2 separate regions of the Homo sapiens genome follow, and region 2 is linked to region 1. Evidence: chromatin contacts called from ENCODE Hi-C or POLR2A ChIA-PET data. All regions are on one chromosome and are shown on one strand. Each heading gives the region's core, a stretch centred on a gene start or an enhancer-like site at or near the end of the contact. The rest is flanking DNA. Distances are from core to core; before and after follow the strand shown. Region 1 overlaps DCUN1D3 (defective in cullin neddylation 1 domain containing 3). Region 2 overlaps PRKCB (protein kinase C beta).

Evidence for each region. Hi-C counts contacts between places; a loop is a spot of excess contacts on that map. ChIA-PET counts read pairs that join two places held with the same protein, here RNA polymerase II (POLR2A). Pooled maps may share reads with other maps.
Region 2: a pooled map shows a loop between it and region 1 (5-fold over the local background). The contact joins two enhancer-like sites. A Hi-C loop is called at or near these places in 1 of 37 single-sample maps with no recorded cell type and 2 of 50 pooled maps. POLR2A ChIA-PET finds 5 or more read pairs at or near these places in 1 of 52 experiments (activated B cell).

Annotation. Positions count from the first base shown.
Region 1 is chr16:20,871,377-20,879,051 of GRCh38, reverse strand. All of the region lies in intron 1 of DCUN1D3 (defective in cullin neddylation 1 domain containing 3), which reads left to right. Among named protein-coding and RNA genes, the nearest start is that of DCUN1D3, 25 kb to the left of the region's middle. RefSeq lists enhancers at 1-49, 4,120-4,339, 4,590-4,689 and a silencer at 3,394-3,473. Within about 2 kb of position 4,056, at least 8 of the 41 ENCODE cell types and tissues checked have a DNase peak (open chromatin) inside an H3K27ac peak, as active enhancers do.
Region 2 is chr16:23,838,401-23,846,075 of GRCh38, reverse strand. All of the region lies in intron 2 of PRKCB (protein kinase C beta), which reads right to left. Among named protein-coding and RNA genes, the nearest start is that of PRKCB, 6.3 kb to the right of the region's middle. RefSeq lists an enhancer at 3,859-3,908. Within about 2 kb of position 2,780, at least 3 of the 41 ENCODE cell types and tissues checked have a DNase peak (open chromatin) inside an H3K27ac peak, as active enhancers do.

The DNA.
Region 1 (7,675 bases), core at 2,807-5,306:
CTACCCCAAATATCATAACTGGGCCTGGGGGCGGGCAGAGTAAGAGCTGGCTGTTTCACATGGTTAAGCAGAATGTGTGGGTCTGCCAGCCAGCGGAGGTGGAATCTGCCCTTTGCTTTCTCAGCAAGTACCTCTGGCTTTGGGGGCCCCGTTGAGGACTTTAGTTGTTGGCCTTTCTCGCAGTCATGTGAAACAAAGTTCATTGTCTCTGGTGGCTGTAAAGAGATGGAGGACCTTTATTGTCTGTATCACTTACCCTCTTTGATAAGGTATGTGCTTCAGCCCTCCAAGTTAAAAGTCACTCTGTCATCAAGTGAACAGTGGTATAACATCTCAAGAGGTGTAACACTGGCCATGAGTCCTTGTGTTTTAAGCAGTTGAATTCGTATTTAAAGCAAGTAGTATGCAGTATTCAAAAAAGCTGCTGGCTGTTGCTCCTGCATCTCTAGACACCTTAAATATGATGCCTTTATTTGTTGAGGTGGGGAAGATGCAGTTCAGACCAGCAGCCTGAGGCTTTTCACTGGAGTGTTCCCAGTTGGTGAGCCCCTTGGTCTTCCTAGAGTGCAGTGCATGGCTGTGGCTTCAGTAAACCCTTGGACATAACACCCTGACTGAAAAGAGAGGCAGAAGTGATTTCCATTAATGTGAATTTTTTCTAAGATCCTGAGGTACAGGTCAAAAAGAGACATGACAGGTTGAACATCTCCCTATGTCAGCTTCATATTCTGGCTTTTGCTGTATTTGAGGTGAAAATTAGCTTGTGAAGTGAGGAGAGATGGACCTGTGTACTGCTGGCTGAGAAGCTGTGTTTGTATCACATTATCTGAGAAACTCATAAGGTAAAGAATAATTGGAGTAATAAGATAATCCTCTCCTCTCTTTCCTCTCTGAAGGTAGTGGGTGCTTCGAATGGGGGGAGTCCAAGAAAAAATAGACCTTAAGAATCAGGGCTGGGCCCAGTGCTCACACCCATAAACCAAGTGCTTTGGGAGACTGAGGCAGAAGGATTGCTTGAGCCCAGGAGTTCGAGACCAGCCTGGGCAACATAGCAAGACCCTGTCTGTACAAAAATAAAAATGAAAAAAGTAGCTGGGTGTGGCACCATGTGCCTGTAGTCTTAGCTGCTTTGGGAGGCTAAGGTGGGAGGATCGTTTAAGCCCAGAAGTTTGAAGTTAACAGTGAGTTATGATTGCACCACTGCACTCTGGGCTGGCAACAGAGCCAGATCCTGTCTCTAAAAAGAAAAAATCAGCTCTTGAGAACTGAATTGAGTTCTGCATTCTTAGGACTCAACTCCCTTTACTCTTTCCTGTTGAGTGTTTGTTGACATCATCCTATAATTTGAATTGGTATAAATAGCTACCATTTATTGAGTATTAATTGTGTGTGAGAAAGTGCTAAACATCTCAGATTCAGCATTTATTCAATCACGAGTTAATATATTTAAAGCAATAAAGCCTTGTACAGAGCATGTGCTCAGTATCAGTGACTATTATTCCTTCTACAGATACTTATCAATGTGCCATGTGCCACATAGCCTAGGTGCACAGGGTAAAGTGGCGAATAAGGCAGGTAAAATGCCTGCTATTAGAGGGAGCAGGCAATAAATAAGTCAGCAAATTAGAATTTCACAGAGTTGTAAGTGCCGTGAAGAAGTAAAACAGCGTTGTGCTGAATTAGAGGGAAGTGGCATTTGGATTGGTTGAACATGGAACACATGTCAGCACGTGAACTGAGACCCATCTCATATGAAGCAGCCATTTATTCTTCACCGTGACCTTTTTTTTTTCATCGCAGAACTCAGTCCCATTTTTTTGTTAATTGATAAATAATATATGTAGTTTTGAGACATGTGATAATATGATACATTCACATTATGTGTAAAAATCAAATCAGGGTAATTGGGATATTATATCACCTTAAATATTTATCTTTTCTTTATGCCGGGATCATTTAAATTATTCTCTTCCACCTATTTTGAAATGTACATTAGATTATTGTTGACTGGAGTCACCCTACTGATTTTTCCAACGCTAGGTCTTACTTCTGTTTGTACCCACTAACCCACTTCTTTTCATCTCCCCTCCCGCTCCCCTTCCCTGCCTCTGGTAACTACCTAGAGAAGATAACTGTCTCTCTCTTCCTGAGATCCACTTTTTTAGCTCACACATGAGTGAGAACATGTGCTATTTGTCTTTCTGTGCTTGGTTTATTTCACTTAACGTAATGACCTCTAGTTCCAACCGTGTTGCCTATGACAGGGTTTCATACTTTTTTATGGCTGAATAATATTCCATTGTGTATATGTACCACATTTTCTTTATCCATTCATCCATGGATGGGCACTCAGGTGGATTCCATATTTTGGCTATTGTGAATAATGCTACAATAAACATGGGAGTGCAGATCTCTCCAGTATATTGATTTTCTTTCCTTTGCACATATACCTAGTAGTGCAATTGCTGGATCATACAGTAGTTCTATTTTCAGTTTTTTGAGGGCCCTTTATACTGTTTTCCATAGTGGCTATACTCATTAACATTTCCACCAACAGTATACGAGGGTTCCCATTTTTCCACATCCTTGCCATTCATTATTCTGTTTTTTTTTTTTTTCATAACCATTTTAACTGGGGTGAGATAATATTTCGTTGTGGCTTTTATTTACATTTCTGTGATGATTAGTGATGTTGAGCATTTTTTCGTATACCTGCTGGCTATTTTCATGTCTCCTTTTGAGAAACATCTATTCAGATCTTTTGCCCATTTAAAAATCAGATTAGAGTCGGGCACAGTGGCTCGAGCCTGTAATCCCAGCACTTTGGGAGGCTGAGGCAGGCGGATCACCTGAGGTCAGGAGTTTGAGACCAGCCTGGCCAACATGGTGAAACACTGTCTCTACTGAAAATACAAAAATGAGCTGGGCCTGGTGGCATGCGCCTGTAATCCCAGCTACTCGAGAGGCTAAGGCAAGAGAATCACTTGAACCTCGGAGGTGATTGGTTGCAGTGAGCCGAGATCATGCCACTGCACTCCAGCGTGGGTGACAGAGTGAGACTCTGTCTCAAAAAAAATAAATAAATAAAATAAAAATCAGATTATTATTATTATTATTTTGCTATTAAGTTGTTTGAGCTCCTTATATATTCTGGCTGTTAATCCCTCGTCAGATGGATAGTTTGCAGATTTTTTTTCCCATTCTGTGGATTGTCTCTTCACATTGTTGATTGTTTACTTTGCTGTGTAGAAGCTTTTTAGCTTGATATAACCCCATTTGTCTCTTTTTGCTTTGGTTGCCTGTGCTTTTAAGGTCTTACACAAAAAATCTTTGCCCAGACCAGTGTCCTAGATCATTTCCCCAGTGTTTTCTTCTAGTAGTTTCATAGTTTCATGTCTTATATTTAAATCTTCAATCCACTTTGATTTGATTTTTGTATATAGTGTGAGAGAGGGGATCTAGTTTTATTCTTCTGCATATAGTCATTTAGTTCACAGTGATTTGTTTTAGTTCCCGTTTTCAACTGAGAAGACTGAGATGGAATATGGTTAAGTGTGAGCTAGAGAGTTGGTAGAGCTGGGCTGTACAAACCTAGTCATTTTGCATCCAATGCATGTACTTTCCCTCCTGGAAGGCACATGACTATACTGGAGCAGCTGAAGGAGCTGCAATATCTGTGCAACTGGTTTTTGAGTGAGAGAATTGAATGTTGGTTGCAGAACAGTCAAGACACTGAACGCAATTCAGAAAAGTTGCATGTAATTTCATGGACCCCCTATTGTTGGATGCAACATTTGTGTGTGTGTGTGTGTGTGTGTGTGTGTGTGTGTGTGTGTGTGTGCATGAGCGCACGCAGTTTATTCTGGGGCCATAGTTGTCTTTGAGTCTTCAGACTTATTGATGACTGAAAGAACTTATGGTGCTGCTGCTTTATTTTATAAATTTTTTATGTTGTTTCTTAAAATAGGGCATAGCTGCTAGGGCAGGGTTTTAATAGACAGCATTGTGGTGGCCATTAGGTGGCAGCAATTTTGGCAGGTCATGTGGGTGGGAAGTGGGCAGGAACGAATCATCAGATGTCTTACTTTGCAAAGCTTGCAGTACCACAGTGCCTTCCAACAGGTATAGAGCTCCATTTTTAATTACCTGCTTATCTTTGCACATGTTAATGTACTCTGGGGCCTCATGCTACATGAGCATTTGTGAAAATAAGTAACTTAAAAAAAAAAATCAAAGCCTAAACCTTGGGGCCTCAAGTTTCAACCTGCAGAGAACGTATTCAAATAAAGATGTGCAAACATGAGCATTTCCTGTCAGTCTTTGAAACTTAAACACTTTCTTAATAGGCTCTTCGGCATGTAAAATCAAAGAGAAATTGTCTCAGTGATAGGAATTGAAACCAAGAGGGTAGCCAAGTTCAGGTTAGATTTGGGCTTTCAGTTTCATGGGATATGGTTTAGATCAAATACCTGTTTCAGCTGGAAGGTTGATCATGTTATTGTACAGAGAAAGACTTCTGAGAGATTTTTGCTTTCAGCCTTTCACATGGTGTCTGAATGCTGGGACGGGGTTCCTCTTTGGGAACAAGATGATGACAGCAAATATGTACACAATAGAATAAAGCTCCTGAAGTATTCTGTGGCATATCTACTTGAAGGAGGTCTAACGGTGTAAAAATTGCAATTGGAAAGATTCTTGTAGCCAGTTAGTCATACCATCTTTTAAATAGCATCCTACTGGTCCACGTAGTTATAATGGAATTTGACAGCTTTCATGAACTTGGGATCATTGGTCCTGTTGTTCAGCTAAGGGTCCTATGATATATTCGACTAGAAATTGTGGCCTAGTCAGTTGGTTCTGAACCATGAATCAGAACATCTGGCAATTAGATCTTCTCTCTCTTTGCTCTCTGAATAGAAGAGATCTGAGTGACATAGCTGTGTCTTGGTAGGGACTCTTTCAGTTGTGATAGAAAACCTGATATCTAACTTATGCAAAGGAGAGTTTGTTGGCTCACACCTGTGAAGTTCAGGCTTTGATCTTGACTCTAGGAACAGTTGGATTCAGGGTGTAAATAATGCCTTCAAAATTCAGTTTCCCTTTGTCTCTTCATACTGCTTTCCACTTGGTGATTTCATTTTTGGGTTCTACATGCATTTGAGCTGAGCCCCATGTGATAAACAGGGACCATTTAATCCTCACAGTGACCCCCTAGGCATTCTTATTTTCTCTGGTAGCTCTTTCTGGTAGCATCTCCAGCCTCCTGTATTTTCAGGGTTGAGATTCTGTCTGGCTGGCTTGTCATGGGCATATCCTGGGTCCAGTCATTAAAGCCAGGGGCATGTGAGGCCTTGGTGGGGCTGAGTCCCATAGTTCTTTATGAACCCCACCCAGCCATATGGCCGAGAGCGAGGGAAAAGGATCTGCTGGTGAAAATTGGGTAATCACCTGATGAAGAGCCTGGATGCTGGGAAGGCAGACACGTCTGCTACAAATCTGTCCTTTGACCCAGTCTGCAGCTTGACAGCCCATGTTAGTCTTCACACTAAATCCAGCCCATTGACCATTTCCAGGCATTCCACATTTCTCTTTTGAATGAGCCTCTTGCTCCCTGGGAATGTGAATCACTCAATCCATGGGCCAGACCCTTCTACCCCTGATGTTAAACCTTTGATAAGGGGACTGTTACTCATTAGACCTTAAGATGGTCATCATCTTTGTCCTCTTCTTTTCCTTGGAGGGAGTGTGAGGAGGAAGTTGATCTTCTTTTGAAAGAATAAATTGAGGAAATTTAGATATAAGTGAAAGATGTCTTTAGGATTAAGCTGCTTTTCTCCCCATTCCCCCATCATTTAAAAACACTTCCTTAAAATCCCTGGAGCCAGAATCACTGGATCATTGGATTGGTTAGTTGTTTTTTTTTTTTTTTTTGAGACAGAGTCTCGCTCTGTAGCCCAGGCTGGAGTGCAGTGGCACAGTCTTCCTCACTGCTACCTCTGCCTCCCAGGTCCCACTTCAAGCAGTTCTCCTGCCTCAGGTTCCCAAGTAGCTGGGATTACAGGCATGTGCCACCATGCCCAGCTAATTTTTGTATTTTTAGTAGAGACGGGGTTTCACCATGTTGGCCAGGCTGGTCTTGAACTCCTGACCTCGTGATCCACCTGCCTTGGCCTCCCAAAGTGCTGGGATTGCAGGCGTGAGCCACTGCGCCTAGCCTGGTTAGCCTTTTTGATGTGATTCGCAGTGAAGCAAGACTGAAAGGATATACTCCAAAATATTAACCGTAGGTGGTGAAATTAGTGATTGGCTTTTTTTTTCTTTATGCCTCTCTGTACTTTCTAAACTTCACAAAATAATTATGTAATACTTTTGAATTTGCCAGCAGGAAAGAGAGTCTAGTGACCTCACTTTTCTGACCAGGTTACTGATGTGGTTGAAAGCAGGAATTCTTTTATTGTGTGGATCTTTTCTGTCCCTCTTCCTCTTCCTGTCTGCTATGCATTAGCAGTCAACCTCCATCGTGGGGAAAAAGCTGATAAATGTGGTCTTAATGGATTTAGATTTTTTTTTTTTTTTTTAAGAATTAGCAAACATTAAGAGGTTGATTGGTTACCACGTGGTGAACCTGAGGCCTACTTAGAGGCCTTTGGCTCCCGAAACCACATATCTACATTTGTGGTCATCCAGGTGCCCTTTAAGACATTTGGATGCAGTCATTTATCATCTGTATGTTGTGTTCCTTCGTCGTCTTTGGACTCATTTCATAATTTCCTTTCTTGCCTTTTACTTAGATGCAAAAATCTAACCTTATCTCCAGTTCACTAATTTTCAGTGAGTTGCTGACTCCCAAGTTCTCAGAAGGTGATTGAAAAATGAGCAGTTGATGTGGTAATTGGGTGTTTTGAGGACTAATCAGCTACAATCAGGTAAACCTCCAGGGTGGCTGATAACCATATGCTGACTGGAAGGAGGGTATTAGTGCTAATCAGTGGTTTACTTTCAGTGGGCTCTACTGAGGCTCCATCCTAAGGAATAAAACAAGCTGCAAGCTTATAACGGAGATGAAGAGTGCAGCAGGCATGCCGTTTTTATTAGAGTTAAGGTTCAGTACAAATCCAGGATGGCTTTCTGGTTTTAAACAGGGAAAGTCACTGGAAAAGCTGGTGTGAAAACAAAGAATGACCTAGAAATTTGGTGCCCATTTATGATGCTCCCCCTTGCACATAAGTGGGTAGTTAGAAATGCCCAGATCAATAGTGACAGCAAAAAATATTTCAAGTATGGGTCAGTGAAATGATATAGCCCTTTTTTGGTTATTTTGAGTTATGTGGGATTAAACATGTAGCTCAGTTTGGAAGCCCAGAGACCAAAAAAATGGTTCATTATTTGGTATTTGGAAACTTTATAGTATGTGCGTGTGTTGGCTTGGCTGTATTTGGCAAGTAGGCATTTGTTCTAGCCAGCCCACACTGGCTTCAGTCCTGAGGCCTCAACTGGACATATATTCTTAGTAGTGAATTCAAAGGGTGCAATGCGAGGGACATTGAGAACACTTTCAAAAAGAAATGACTTTATGCTAAACTGGCTGGTCTTAGTCATGTGACCTAAGATGATTTTTATAGAAACATAGCCAGTTTTCTTTTTTAAAAGTTTTCTCTGTCCTCCCTACCCCCTT
Region 2 (7,675 bases), core at 1,531-4,030, 3.0 Mb before region 1:
AAGCCAAAGGAATGAAGAGTTGTAATATATCAGAGATGGACACAGGGTGAGGAAGGTATTTGGCAGGCAATGTGAGTAATCTTGTGCTCCCTGAAAACTGACTTTCAGCTCAAAATGCCTCTCACTGAAATGCCGTGCTCTCTCTTTTTATTTATTTTCAATCTATTGGCCCAGACTTGCTCCTCCACCTCTGAAATTGTCTGATTTTTCTTCTTTAGAACAGCCACCTCAAACTGTAAACCCTAAACAAAAAGGAAGTCAGCTCATTATCTGAGTTATTAACTAAGAGGAGATGAAGTTCTCTGTCAAACTGGGAAAGAAGCCATCTCAAGGTAACAGGCTAGTTCTACCAAATACTTACTCATCTTACTTGCAGCCATGATACAAATAAATATTTACGGTTTCTCCATAGAATGTCACAAAGATAAGTCTCCTGCACATATTTTGTTTTGTTTTTAATTGAGATAGGGTCTTGTTATGTTGCCCAGGCTGGTCTCGAACTCCTGGCCTCAAGCAATCCTCTTGCCTTGGCCTTCCGGAGTGCTGTGATTACAGACATGAGCCACTGCCTTCAGCCCTGTTGCATATATTATCCAGGATATGGGCAGTTTTACAATACAGATTTTTAGCTCTAGTTCCTTGACAACTCAGACTTTCTCCAGTTACCTCAGAAAATGAGAATGAGAAGTTGGGCTTTTTTTTTTTAATTCCCAGACCACTGACTGCATCCCCAGCCATTACATAGGTTAGCTTCCCATTATATATTCTCCCGGTACCCAGTCCATTTTCTTCAAAGTACCTAATAAAAATGAGGTTAAATATGAGTGAAATGATCTGTAGAATGTCTTATCTCCCCCCGCTACATCATAAGCTCCATGACAACAGAAATTTTCTCAGTTTCATTCACCATTGTATTCTGTCACCTAAAATAGTTCCTGACAAATAGAACTTGACACATAGAACTTAATCAGTGAGGCCAGGTGTGGTGGCTCACTCCTGTAATCCCAGCACTTTGGGAGGTTGAGGTGGGCAGATCACTTGAGGTCAGGAGTTAGAGACCAGCCTGGCCAGCATGGTGAAACCCTGTCTCTACTAAAAATACAAAAATTAGCTGGGCGAGGTGGTGGGCACCTGTAATCGCAGCTACTTGGGAGGCTGAGGCAGGAGAATCACTTGAACCTGGGAGGCGGAGGTTACAGTGAACCAAGATCGTACTACTGCACTCCAGCCTGGGCGAAAGAGTGAGAGTTTGTCTAAACAAAAAAAAGAGACTGGGCGCGGTGGCTCACGCCTATAATCTCAGCACTTTGGGAGACCGAGGCAGGAGGATCACAATGTCAGGAGATCGATACCATCCTGGCTAACATGGTGAAACCCCATCTCTACTAAAAATACAAAAAATTAGCCGGGCGAGGTGGTGGGCGCCTGTAGTCCCAGCTACTCGGGAGGCTGAGGCAGGAGAATGGCGTGAACCTGGGAGGTGGAGCTTGCAGTTAGCCAAAGATTGCACCACTGCACTCCAGCCTGGGCGACAGAGCAAGACTCCGTCTCAAAAAAAAGAACTTTTAGAAGGAGAATGGAGTGAAGGGATGGATGCATGGATGGACAAATAGATAAACAGAAAAACGGATGATGAATAGAGAGGTGGGTGGATAAATGGAGGGATGGATGGATGAATAAATGAATGTATGTGGTGAATAGACAAATTTCCTACTGGATTTTCAAGCAGCCATCACACCTCCAAATGCCATATGTAAACACTGTGGATGTTGTATTCTCTGTAAAAAGGCTAACATTCTATCTATGGAATTTCACACAATTTCAATGAAGAGATTGGATGAATGAAGTCAAAGAATTCATGTTATTAGAGCAAATGCCAGAACATAAGGGACTTACCTTTGAAGGCGTCAGAGACAAACTTTTCAGCAGATCCCCCTATCTACCCAAGAATTAATTGAACTGCAGAGTTAAAAGGCCAGACCATATATTTTAAATTATACTTAGTAATTTAATGACCTGTATCTGAAAAGTAGCAAAAGAAGATGCGTATTGTGAAAATTATAACATATTGATCTACTTACATATATGTGTGTGTATACACGTGTGTGTGTGTGCATGTGTGATGGAAACAAAGAGACAGAGACAGAAGGATAAGCAGAGACAGAGAGAAGAGAGACCCCAACAGTACAAATGTGTATAAAATTATTTTCAAACCTTCAGTTAATCTTTTGACCAATTGCCTTCTTCTGTATCTTCTATTTTTTTTTTTTTTTTTTTTTTTTTTTGGCCTAGATACACTATAAACATGCTGCATCTGGTTGTGGGCAGTATCTCTGGAGTATCATTAGTGCTTGGAAATAATATATTTTTTAAAAATTATATCCTAAGAATCTATATATCATATCAGCTAGATTTTCAAAGGTCATATTTTCCATATTTACTTAGAAAGGCATTCTGTTGCCCAGTGACAAAGCTTCAGACTCCTCCTGAGTGCTCTACAGTGAAAAATGAATTCGTTGTTGCCTCTCCAACAAATCAGCCCTCCTTTTTAAGACTCAATGTTAACCCACTCAAAGATTCTTATTTCGATTGGGACATTGAGCCTGAAATCCCCCGTCAGGTGGTAAAAAAAAGAAAAAAGCCAAATCATCAAACACGAAGTCAAAAAGCCTCTGCCTTTTATTCACAGAGAAGCCCGCAGGACACATTTAGAATAAGCTAAAAGGTGAGTGGAGTTTGGCTCACAGGTCTCTGGGGTCTGCTTCTGGGAAGAAAGAGAAGTGAAACAATAGAAGTAACCTCTAAACTTGCAGCCTGACTTGGTGATTTTTTGAAAAAATGGACCTCTTTATGATTTTACTAAGAAAATTCAACCTGAAGTGCATGGGGCCATATTATAAGTTTCTAGGGAACACTGCCCAAAATAAAATTAACTTTTGATTCATTTTTTGTTATATAAATACACATATGCTATGCTAATCTACACATGTTAATTACCCACTAAAATAAACTTTATATTTGATAGGGTGAATATTGATAAAAACAAGAATGGTTGGATTCATGTCATGATTTGGGGTTTTTTAAGAATAATTTCAACTACAAGATTTAAAAACCTGTTTTCTAATCTACATGGGAAAAAGAAGAGCTGACTTACTCATTATCATCAATTCTAGCTTTCCATAGAAAATAAAATTAACCTTTTTTGTGATATAAAAAAGTGCAAACTTTTCTAGTCTACATGTGTTAATTACACACTAAAATAAACTTTGATTTGATAGGATTGATATTGATGAAAACAACAATAGTTGGAGTCATGTCAGACTTTGGGGTTTTTTAAGAATAATTTCAATTAGAAGATTTAAAAACATGTTTTCTAATCTACATGGGAAAAGGAAGAGCCAACTTACTCATTATAATCATCAATTCTAGCTTTTCATAGAAAATTTGTACACTGGGGTTTTTCTAGAGAGTCCATGGCAAGTTCAGATCTTTCTCAGAAGAAAAGACAATGCTAACCAGGCATGGGTTTCTGGGCCCAGACACTGAACTGAGCACTCACTGGTGTTACCCAATACCCAGGAAGAAATATACCCAAGAAGAGAAACTATCTAAGTACATGAAAGAGGCCTAGTCATTTAACAAGTTCCAGAATGAACTCCGTCCCACTTTGACACAGTTTCCTACAGCTAATCAAGTAATACTGATGGTCTCACTTAGAGTCATTGATACTTGCTGTGGCTATTTCTCATGCACCACCTCATTATTCTTCACCATAACCCTATGAGTTAGGTGCTATTATCCCCATTTTACAGATGAGGAGACCAAAGTTGCTGCTGGGGGACGACTTGCCCAAGGTCACACAGGGAGTAAGCGGCTCCATCAGAGATACATACCCAATTCTACTGGACTCCAACTCATTGCTAAGAATTCTGAATCTCTATATTTTATTGCCTCTCTATTTCTACCAAAGTCACTTCCTTTACAAAAACAACAAACACTTTGGGAGGCCAAAGCAGAATGAGACTCCTGGCTTGAGGCTGGCAGTTTGAGACCAGGCACAGGCAGCAAAGCAAGATCCACTATCTCTACAAAAAATTTTAAAATTAAAAAATATGTATTTGGCCAGGTTCAGTGGCTCACACCTGTAATCCTAGCACTTTGGGAAGCTAAGGCGGGCAGATCACCTGAGGTCAGGAGTTCGAGACCAGCCTAACCAACGTGGCGAAACCCCACCTCTACTAAAAATATAAAAATTAGCCGGGCATGGTGGCACGTGCCTGTAGTTCCAGCTACTCAAGAGGCTGAGGCACGAGAATCACTTGAACCTGGGAAGTGGAGGTTGCAGTGAGCTAAGATCACGTCACTGCACTCCAGCCTGGATGACAGAGTAAGACTCCGTCTCAAAAAAAAAAAAAAAAAAAAAAAAGGGCCGTGGTGACACACACCTGCAGTCCCAGCTACTCAGGACACTGAGGCAGGAGAATCACTTGAGCCCAGGAGTTTGAGGCTGCAGTGAGCTATGATCATGTCACTGCCCTCCAGCCTGGGCCACACAGTGAGACCCTGTCTCTAAAAACAAAATTTAAAATAAAAGAAGAAGGTTTTTCTCTCTACCAAAAATCTTCTTAGAGAAGACTTTAATTAAAATTAAAGCTCAAATGCAGGTCCTAAGTTCCTGTAAAGAATGCCACAGAAACAGCCAGCACTGTAGCTCATGCCTGTAATCTGAACACTTTGGGAGTCCGAGGCGGGTGGATCACCTGAGGTCAGGAGTTCAAGACCAGCCTGGCCAAAATGATGAAACCCCATCTCTACTAAAAATACAAAAATTAGCCAGGCGTGGTGGCAGGCCCCCGTAATCCCAGCAACCTGGGAGGCTGAGGCAGAAGAATCGCTTGAGCCCCAGGAGATGGAGGTTACCGTGAGTCGAAATGGTGCCACTGCACTGCAGCCTGGGCAACAGAGTGAGACTCTGTCTCAATAAATAAATAAATAAATAAAAGGCAAAGAAAAAAATGCCATAGAGAGAAATCTGCCTTGCTTGTCAAAGGAGTTCCACTTCTACTCTAGAATTTAGGCAATTTTACAATAGGGATCTTCAGCCCCAGTTCCCTGTCATCAAACACATTCTTAAATTACCTCCCAGAGAGTGGTTTTATAAGAAATAGACAGAGTGGAAACAAAAAGGGAGAAATTATGAGGCAGTCAACCTAGAGTTTCGTCCTATCATCATACGAAAGCAAGAAAATCTATTCTTAAGCTCCCCTGAGCACACAGAAATCCATAATTTCCCAAGGTTTATGAGTTTTCCATCCTTCCTCTCCCAACCCATAGCAGTGTCCCCAATTTCCATGACAATGTAATAGAGCCTGAAGGTTACTCTCAATGGTTTCTTTGCCTTGCGATCATCCTACACACCTCCTACCAGAGTGGCAGAGACAACATCCTCTCTCTGCTTGTATTTTTGAAATGGAAACATCCTCTAAATAGTGGCTGCCTGAAATAAACACTACATTTCCCACATGCTCCCTCACAGCAAGGTGTGGGTATGTGATTAAACCCTAGCTAAGAGGATGTAGGTAGAAGGATCTTGAGCAACTTAAACAAGTGACACCGAGCATGTGCTATATGCCCTTCTTTACCCCTTTCTTCCTTCCTGCTAGCTGAAAGAAGGGTGTGAGGACTCCAGCGTCTAGCATCCTTTTTGGACCATGAGATAATTGTCACTCCCCAGGGATAGTGGAGCAGAAAACTCAAAGGAACCTGAGGCCCTGGGCTCTGGATTGCTGACTTAAGTGAGATCATAAAACCTTATGTGTTTTGTATAAACTGTTGATTCCATCGTAAGTGGATTTACTTTCAGAGGAAATATCTGATACCAAGAACAATCAGATACTAAGGAACTCCTCAGTGGTTCCAGAATTAGTCCCAGGCAATGCTGAGTACCAGGGATAAATTTCCCTCTTTCCTATATGTTCCCATTCTAAACATCTCAATTTCAGGGACTGCCAATCTGCCCCTCCCCTCACTCCTCCCTACTGCTGCCCAAATGGAATATGCTGTCAAAGCAGCTACACAGAGTGACCAGAAGTTCATGGCTGAGTTTTGACTCTTACCTGGCAGGCAGTTCCATAGCAAAGCAACCCTGCAGAGCCAGTCTTCTCTCGTGCCAGCTGCCCCACCATTGGGGTAGTCTGGGGACAATCATAAGAGCAGATATTTTCTGAGCATACTCTGTGTCAAGCTCTGGTCCAAGAATCTTGGATATTGCAATGAGTTGGAGCTGCTCAGCCACACTATGGTACTGTTACTGACTCCGTTTTATAGACAAGGAGGCTGAAATACAGAGAGGCTAAGTAATATGCCTGGGAAGTCTCAAAGCTAGGATTCAGACCGACAGGGACTTGCCTGGTAGCCTGTGCAAATGCCCACTTCTCTACGCTGCCTCTTGGTGGGGAGGCAGGGAAGAGAAAAAGAAAGGCAATTTAAAAAATAGACACTCCAGAGGGGCATAGTGGCTCACACCTATAATCCCAACACTTGGGGGCTGAGGTGGGAGGGTTGCTTGAAGCCAGGAGTTCAAGACCAGTCTTGCAACATCACAAGACCCCTTCTCTACAAAAGTTGTTTTAAAATTAGCCAGGCATGGTGGTGCGTACTTGTAGTCCCAATTAATCAGGAGGCTGATGCAGGAGGATCACTTGAGCCCATGAGTTTGAGGCTGCAGTGAGCTCTGATCATACCACTGTACTCCAGCCGGGGCAAAAGAGTGAGACCCTGTCAAAAAAAAAAAAAAGACACTCCTATCTCTAGAGCGCCCATATTTCATTACAAACTTTAATTCTGCCTTTTTCTCTTAACATCAGAAAATTCCTATTATCTTCCAGACTTTGAGTTAAAGGATCTCCTATTTCAAATGTGTCATGCCTTGCACATTCCAAAGTGACTTTCCCATCCATCAATAACAGCAGAGCAGGTGGCATAGAAGATCCGTGGTAAAAATGTTTAAAAATCGCCCCCGATCTCAGCAAGAGACAAAGACTGAAACTGATTCATGGAAGTGAAAGGCAACCTCAAAGAAGAAATTACACATTCCGGTGCCAAGACACCATTGGCATTTTGTTTGAGGGGTCAAAGTTCTAGAAAACAATCCAAATTTGTTTGCACCAGGGCCTAAGTTGTTGCCACTTAAAGAGACTTGAGGAGTCCTCTGGTGTGGTGCAGAGGATCCAAATCTTGGTAAGACAGGCTGGGTAGGTTGGCAGGGCTCACTGAGCCCACCGGGACCCCGATCTCAGAAGAGTATGCAAGAGTCTCAGAGGAGCACAGTGCCATGCTGCCAGCAAGCAAACATTCTGCACCACTGACGATGCCACCTACACTCACTAGGGATCACTTTACTTTTCCCTGGAGGGTGGAGGTGCAGCCACAAAACTGTCAGTCAGTGCTAAATCACGTCAGACTCTTCCACACTCAAATACTTTCTTTTGATTTAAACCCAGCTCACCAGGGTGGTGGTCACTTTGCCCCTAAAGATACAATACCCCAGAAATGTGCCGTTTCTTACCAAACTCAATCTTACCAAGCCCAAGAGTGAAAAATTAAAATTTAAATTAAAAAGAAAACATAACACACAAACTTTCCAGATGAGAGGTTGCAAACTTAAATGCCCACA